2 separate regions of the Homo sapiens genome follow, and region 1 is linked to region 2. A link is a contact called in ENCODE Hi-C or POLR2A ChIA-PET data. All regions are on one chromosome and are shown on one strand. The core of a region is the stretch at or near the end of the contact, and the rest is flanking DNA. Distances in the headings are between cores, read along the strand shown.

Region 1 (3,724 bases), core at 620-3,119, 300 kb before region 2:
ACACTTTTTCATTGTTGTTGTTGTTTTGAGACAGAGTCTTGCTCTGTCGCCCAGACTGGAGTGCAGTGGCACAACCTTGGCTCACTGCAACCTCCACCTCCAGAGTTCAAGCAATTCTCCTGCGTCAGCCTCCCAAGTAGCTGGGATTACAGGCGTGCACCACCACACCCAGCTAGTTTTTGTATTTTTAGTGGAGACAGGATTTTGCCATGTTGGCCAGGCTGGTCTCGAACTCCTGACCTCAAGTGATCTGCCCACTATGGCCTTCCAAAGTGCTGGGATTACAGGCATGAGTCACCGTGCCCGACATTATAGCTAACACATTTGTTAATTACGTTTTCTTTTTTCTTTTTTTTTTTTTTTTCTGAGATGGAGTTTCACCCTTGTTGCCCAGGCTGGAGTGCAGTGGCGTGATCTCCGCTCACTGCAACCTCCACCTCCTGGGTTCAAGTGATTCTCCTTCCTCAGCCTCCAAAGTAGCTGGGATTACAGGCATGTGCCACCACGCCCAGCTAATTTTTGTATTTTTAGTAGAGACAGGGTTTCGCCATCTTGGCCAGGCTGGTCTCAAACTCCTGATCTCAGGTGATCCACCCACCTCGGCCTCCCAAAGTGTTGGGATTACAGGCGTGAGCCACCACACCAGGCCGCTAATTATGTTTTCATTTCCCCTGATTAAAAAGATTCTGCTTTAAGCTTGTTGACTTCAAGAGGTTTCAGTATAAACCTTATGTAGACTTTCTCTACCCAAAAGTAAAATTATTCTACTTATAAAAATGAGTTGGGCCAGGTGCAGTGGCTCACGCCTGTAATCCCAGCTCTTTGGGAGGCCAAGGCGGGTGGATCACCTGAGGTTGGGAGTTCGAGACCAGCCTGACCAACATGGAAAAACCCCATCTCTACTAAAAATACAAAATTAGACAGGCATGGTGCTGCATGCCTATAATTCCAGCTACTCGGGAGGCTGACAGGAGAATCACTTGAATCCAGGAGATGGAGGTTGTGGTGAGCCAAGATTGCGCCATTGTACCCCAGCCTGGGCAACAAGAGCGAAACTCCAACTCAAAAAAAAAAGAGTTGAGACCATGTACTCTTTTAAGACCTATGTATCCGTAACTAATACAAAATGTGTCCAAACCTTTTAACAAAGTTATACATTTTATACTCCAATAATATGTAATGTAGCTTTTCAGCATTTATTTGCCTTTCCCTTTGCTTAATATCTGGTGATAAAACAGAAAATGGATTCTATGTCAGCATTCTTGTGGCGCAGATTCAAATCACCAGGTGGTATTTATTACATTTAGATTTCCATACTCCAATTCAACTATTGTAAATCAGAAATCATCATGATCCTTCAGCTGGGCGTGGTGGCGCACACCTGTAATCCCACCCAGCACTTTGAGAAGCCGAGGCGGGTGGCTCACTTGAGGTCAGGAGTTCGAGACCAGCCTAGCCAACATGGTGAAATCCTGTCTCTACTAAAAATACAAAAATTAGCCGGACATGTTGGTGCGTGCCTGTAATCCCAGCTACTCGGGGGGCTGAGGCAGGAGAAGCACTTGAACCTGGGAGGTGGAGGTTGCAGTGAGTCGAGATCACGCCACTGCACCCTAGCCTGGGCGACAGAGCAAGATTCCATCTCAAAAAATAAAAATTAAGAAAAAATAAAAAAGAAATCATGATCCTTAGTTTCACAAGTTTGCAAATATGGGGCTCACCAATAGGGAACTAGAGTTTAGAAGCCATTGTCTTTAATTCTTTAAACCGTGGCCAGGTGTTGTGGCTCATCCCTGTAATCCCAGCACTTCAGGAAGCCACGGTGAGTGAATTGCTTGAGCCCAGGAGTTCAAGACCAGCCTGGGCCACATGGCGAAACCAAAATTAGCCAGGTGTGGTGGCTCATGCCTGTGGTCCCAGCTACTCAGGAGGCTGAGGTAGAAAGAGCACTTGAGCCCAGAAGGCAGAGGTTGCAGTGAGTCCAGATGGCATCACTGCACACAGCCTTGGCAAAGAGTGAGACCCTGTCTCATAAAAGAAAAATAGTAATGGTTATGCACATTACTTAAAATGACCTATTTAAGGAATTCAGACATGTTACACGCAAAAATGATCACTGCTATAAGTATACATTGCATTGATAAAAGAGAAGCTGCCCTTGTTTTCAGATTTGTGTTTATATTGCATGTGTCCTAAGTGAGGGCGATCGTAGCGTACAGCTGGGCCAGCCGCCGTTGCATAAGTAAGGAAACTGGGTCCCCCTAGTGTTCAGTTCTCGTTAATGACTCTCTAAAGGTGCAGAACAAGAAAAGTGGCAAGAGAACTTACAACTTCCCTTTCCATGTAACAACTCACCCAAATCAAAACTACTTCAATGACTATCCATTTCCTACATGGAAAATTAGACGGGAAACCTGATGCCCAGAACATTTCACCAAATATTATTGAGAAAATACAGATTGTGGCCATGTATTTGTGTCATTTATATGCCTTTCCAGCAACTCAAGAACAAGCACGCTAACTTCCCTAACAACTTATACACCCTAGAATTCAACCAAAACTTTAAGCACCCTCTCTGCACTGGCACCTCCCATTCTTAGTCCCAACTTTGTCCCTGAGCTCCTGATTTATATCTGCCCGCATGGCAGGGCATGGATATAAAACTAGGCATCTTCTACTTAAAGTGTCCTCAGCAGAACTCTGGATCATCCTCCTCAAACCCACTCCTCCACACATCCAATCGGCTCTCCTTTCTAAATATATCCAGGAGCTGACTGCTTCTGCCAACTGCACCAGGACCCTTGATCCAAGCCAATATCATCTTAGCTGGATTATTACAGTAGTCTTCTAGCTGGCCTGCCTGCTTCCACTCTTGGAACACGCCACCCCCACCTTAATTTTCCATACAGCAGCCACAGTAATCCTCTTACAGCACAAGTCTGAACTAAATCCTTAGCAATGGGCCCTGCATGAACTGCCTGATGGATACTATTACTTTTCCCTCTGCTCCTGCTACACTAGCCTCACTGGCTCTTTTTCTGGGGGGGTTGGGGGGGCAGTCTCGCTCTGTCGCCCAGGTTGGAGTGCAGTGGTGCAATCTTGGCTCACTGCAACCTCCGCCTCCCAGGCTCAAGCAATTCTCCTGCCTCAGCCTCCCGAGTAGCTGGGACTACAGGCGCCCGCCACCACACCTGGCTAATTTTTTGTATTTTTAGTAGACACGGAGTTTCACCGTGTTAGCCAGGATGGTCTCGATCTCCTGACATCGTGATCCGCCGACCTCAGCCTCCCAAAGTGCTGGGAATTCAGGCGTGAGCCACTACGCCCGGCCCTTTCTTTTTTTTTTTTTTGTTTGTTTTCGTTTGAGATGGAGTTTTGCTCTTGTCACCCACGCTGGAGTGCAATGGCACAATCTCGCCTCACTGCAACCTCCGCCTCCAGGTTCAAGCAATTCTCCTGCCTGAGCCTCCTGAGTAGCTGAGATTACAGGCACCCGCCACCACACCCAGCTCATTTTTTTTTTGTATTTTTAGTAGAGATGGGGTTTCGTCATGTTGGCCAGGCTGGTCTCGAACTCCTGACCTAGGTGATCTACCTGCTTCAGCCTCCCAAAGTGCTGGGATTACAGGTGTGAGCCACCACGCCCAGCCTCTCTTACTGTTTCTGGAATTGTTCTTACTGTTGCAAGCTTCAGGCCTTAGCATTTGTGGTTTCCTTTGCTTGG
Region 2 (3,733 bases), core at 845-3,344:
GATGGGGTCTCACTTTGCTGCCCAGGTTGGTCTCTAACTCATTGACTCAAGTGATCCTCCTGCCTTGGCCTCCCACAGTGCTGGGATTATAGGTGTGAGCAACCACACTGGCTTTCTATGTCTTCAATATATCTCTATCACTTGCTAATCCTGCAAACCATCTCGATCCCGTTTTTCTTTTTTTTCTGAGACAGAGTCTCACACTGTCACCTGGGCTAGAGTGCCGTGGCTCGATCTTGGCTCACTGCAACCTCCGCCTCCCGGGTTCAAGCTATTCTCCTACCTCAGCCTCCCTAGTAGTTGGGATTACTGGTGCGCCCCACCGCACCTGGCTAATTTTTTGTATTTTTAGTAGAGAGATGGGGTTTCATCCTTTTGGCCAGTCTGGTCTCGAACTCCTGACCTTGTGATCCACCCGCCTCAGCCTCCCCAAGTGCTGGGATTACAGGTGTTAGCCACCACGCCCAGTCCCCTTTTTGTTTTTCATAAGGAAAAGAATAACTATAATCTTTTTTTTTTTTTTTTTTTTTTGCGATGGAGTCTCACACTCTCGCCCAGGTTGGAGTGCAGTGGCGCCATCTCGGCTCACTGCAAGCTCTGCCTCCCGGGTTCATGCCATTCTCCTGCCTCAACCTCCGGAGTAGCTAGGACTACAGGCGCCCGCCACCACGCCCAGCTAATTTTTTGTATTTTTAGTAGAGACGGGGTTTCACCGTGTTAGCCAGGATGGTCTGATCTCCTGACCTTGTGATCCGCCCACCTTGGCCTCCCAAAGTGCTGGGATTACAGGCATGAGCCACCATGCCCGGCCAAGAACAACTATAATCTAATCATACTGCTTCTCAATCCATGGGGGTGAGAGGAAGTCTCCTTAAAAATAAAATGTATAAAGAAGTGAGTCATGTTAACACTCTTGTGAGTGTGAGATAAGCTGACGTGGTGTGGGGATATGGTAAAGCTCATGGCACTGGTACGTGAAGGACTGCAGTTTGTTAGGCACTTCACTAGACTAGCTGGGAGTCAGTAAATAATCATTCTAAGATTGGAAACTTGAAATCCTAGAAATGCTTCCAAAATTATGCTGGCTGATTTCATTTTGAAATGCTGCACACAGAGGGGTCTCACCTGTAAGGAACGGAGCACCCTCTTCAACCCCTCATAATCCTTCTCTGTTAGTGGCGTGAGCACTGTCATGGCATCCTCTGTTGACTGGCACTGTGGACAGACATACTCATCAATGAGCTCTGCCTCACTTTGCAAGATGCCAACGCAGCGCCCATGGTACCAATTCTGACACCGATCACAGCCAATATAAAATCTGCAAGATCCGAAATGGAAATGTGAGTTCAAAACACATGGGATGATGTTACTTATAATAAAGCATGCACCTGAAAATTTGCTAAACCCTGGGATATAAAATAGTTTTAGTATTATGGTTTTAATACTTTCAAGATTGACATTCCAGTTCATTAATTTAGTATTTTTGATGTTAAGAACAAGCAGTAAAAAAATTTATAAGAACACTGTGTAATACTGGAGAACCAATTTAAAGATAAATATGAAACATTCAATTGATTTTAAAGCTGAAAACAAAGCCAAAAATCTTTCAACTAGTACTGTACCATATGGGTGTTCAAAATCCTATAAGCTAATAACAGAGTCTCAGAGCTTGTACCCAAATTAGTGTTTTTCTAACCTACAATAAAGCACCATTTCAAACACTGATAAAGTCCAAACAAGTCAGGCTATTTTAATCTCATTAATTTCTATGTTACATATTGAAGAATCAAATCTACCATTAAACCACATTTTCCCCAATGTGTCTCAAACATTCACTATGAAGCAAGATAAATTTTGAAGGGTAGGTAAAAAGGGAAAAAGAGAAAAATGAAAAGGAATTTGTAATGTAAGTGTATAATAAATGTAGAAAAAAATCTGCTTTTTATTTTAAAATAAATAAGTAACCAGTCAGAGCAATTTGGCTTCCTAAATTATTAAATATGATGCTCTTATCAGAACTCACTGTGACTCATCATAAGGTGTTCTGCAGATACAGTACAATTCCTCACTGCTGCCCTCTTGTGCCCGTTTACAATCATTACAGATGTACACATCCATTTTCTTAGCCTCCTTTTCTGTGATGCCAACACATTCTCCATGATACCAGTTAGTACAAAGATCACAGCCAATATAGAACCTAAAAGTATTCACAATGAAAATGACAATGTAATTGTCATTTTGAGCTGCATGGTACTTAAATCTGTCTTCCCTGCCTTGATTCACTTTTTTACAGTGTAACTTCCTGCAATGAGTCAGCTAAACATTTCTGAATCCAACCATTCTACTCCTGGCAAACTCCAGTATCTGATGCTCTATCACATGTGGAAACATAAAGTCACTCACATCAGTTTCAACAAGTACACTGCTTAGTGAAATATGGGTCTTTAAAAACATACTGGAATTTGAAAAAAGAAACAACACATTGATGGTAATGTCTTCCTCTGAATGAATGTGTGTAAAACTGTAACAGGCACAAAAACCAAAGCCAAAGAATCAAAGACTTACATCTGTCAAACCTATTCCACAGAAGCCATTTCAATATCAGGGCTATTTCTTAGATAGGTTTGAAAATGTATCTCACAATTTAAATTTGAAAACAAAGCAAAGCGCAAACACCAAGTAGAAGTTACACTACAAGGAACATGCAGGTCAGCCAGGTGTAGAAGATAAATGGTCAAAATATGATATGAAGAAGAAAACTAAGAAAGTACATAGAGTAATTCAATCTCTACCAGGTTTTCTGAATAAACATTGGAATTTAATCGAATTAAAAATAACCTCTCATAATGGAATATGGCACGGGCCAGTTTTCCTGTTAATATAATGTTTGTGACAATGTGGGCAGTGGCCTGGCTAACTAACGGGCAGGGAACGTGGAAGGAGATGCTTCAGTTCAACACCGGGGACAAGGTGTGGAGAATGATGCAAGGATAGTTATCCAAAGCCTGTGAGGGTCTACACTGCTTGGCAAGGGGGAGCTGTGTAAATGTGTGATTGTGGAGAGCAGAGTGGCCTCTGTAACAAAAGACCTAATGACAAAAGGAAAAGTAAATGTAACAAACGCTTACACAGTGTGTCTATAAGTGTTGATAGGCACTGTGTAGGAACACCATGTCAAAGTCATAGTGAGAATTACCATGAATCACAGGGAACCAGACTGGCCTTGCTGATACCATTGGCACTCTTAGTTCTACCAAGGCATTTCTTGGCAGATTCACCTAGAGGAATGGAAGTCGTCCTCAAGCTTCAAATTGACCTGCTTCATGAATGTGAAGGAATAATATATGGTTATGTAGTTTATCCTGTTACCACTAACTTTTTTCTTTTTTTCTTTTGTCTCGCTGTATAGCCCAGGCTGCAGAGCAGGGGCAGGATCACGGCCCCCTGCAGCCTGGACCTCCCAGGCTCATGTGATCCTCCCACCTCAGCCTCCCGAGTAGCTGGGGCTATAGGCATGCGCCACCAGGCCCGGCTTTTTTTCTTTTCTTTTTTTTTTTTGACAGAGCTTTGCTCTGTCTCCCAGGCTGGAGTACAGTGGCATGATCTCGGCTCACTGCAACCTCAGTCTCCCGGGTTCAAGCGATTCTCCTGACTCGGCCTCCCGAGTAGCTGGGATTACAGGTGTGTGCCACCACATCTGGCTAATTTTTGCATTTTTAGTAGAGACAGGGTT

The links. A loop is a pair of places that touch in the nucleus more often than their neighbours do. ChIA-PET counts read pairs that join two places held with the same protein, here RNA polymerase II (POLR2A). Pooled maps may share reads with other maps.
Region 1: a loop to region 2 is called in a pooled map, with 4 times the contacts of the local background. The contact joins two enhancer-like sites. A Hi-C loop is called at or near these places in 1 of 50 pooled maps. POLR2A ChIA-PET finds 5 or more read pairs at or near these places in 2 of 52 experiments (Panc1 and naive thymus-derived CD4-positive, alpha-beta T cell).

What each region holds. Positions count from the first base shown.
Region 1 is chr17:68,261,797-68,265,520 of GRCh38, reverse strand. It overlaps a transcript of ARSG not described here. Among named protein-coding and RNA genes, the nearest start is that of AMZ2, 16 kb to the right of the region's middle. Within about 2 kb of position 1,869, at least 2 of the 41 ENCODE cell types and tissues checked have a DNase peak (open chromatin) inside an H3K27ac peak, as active enhancers do.
Region 2 is chr17:67,961,797-67,965,529 of GRCh38, reverse strand. BPTF (bromodomain PHD finger transcription factor) reads right to left here. Exons shown (of 28, transcript NM_182641.4): 25 at 1,126-1,318. Among named protein-coding and RNA genes, the nearest start is that of C17orf58, 33 kb to the left of the region's middle. Within about 2 kb of position 2,094, at least 5 of the 41 ENCODE cell types and tissues checked have a DNase peak (open chromatin) inside an H3K27ac peak, as active enhancers do.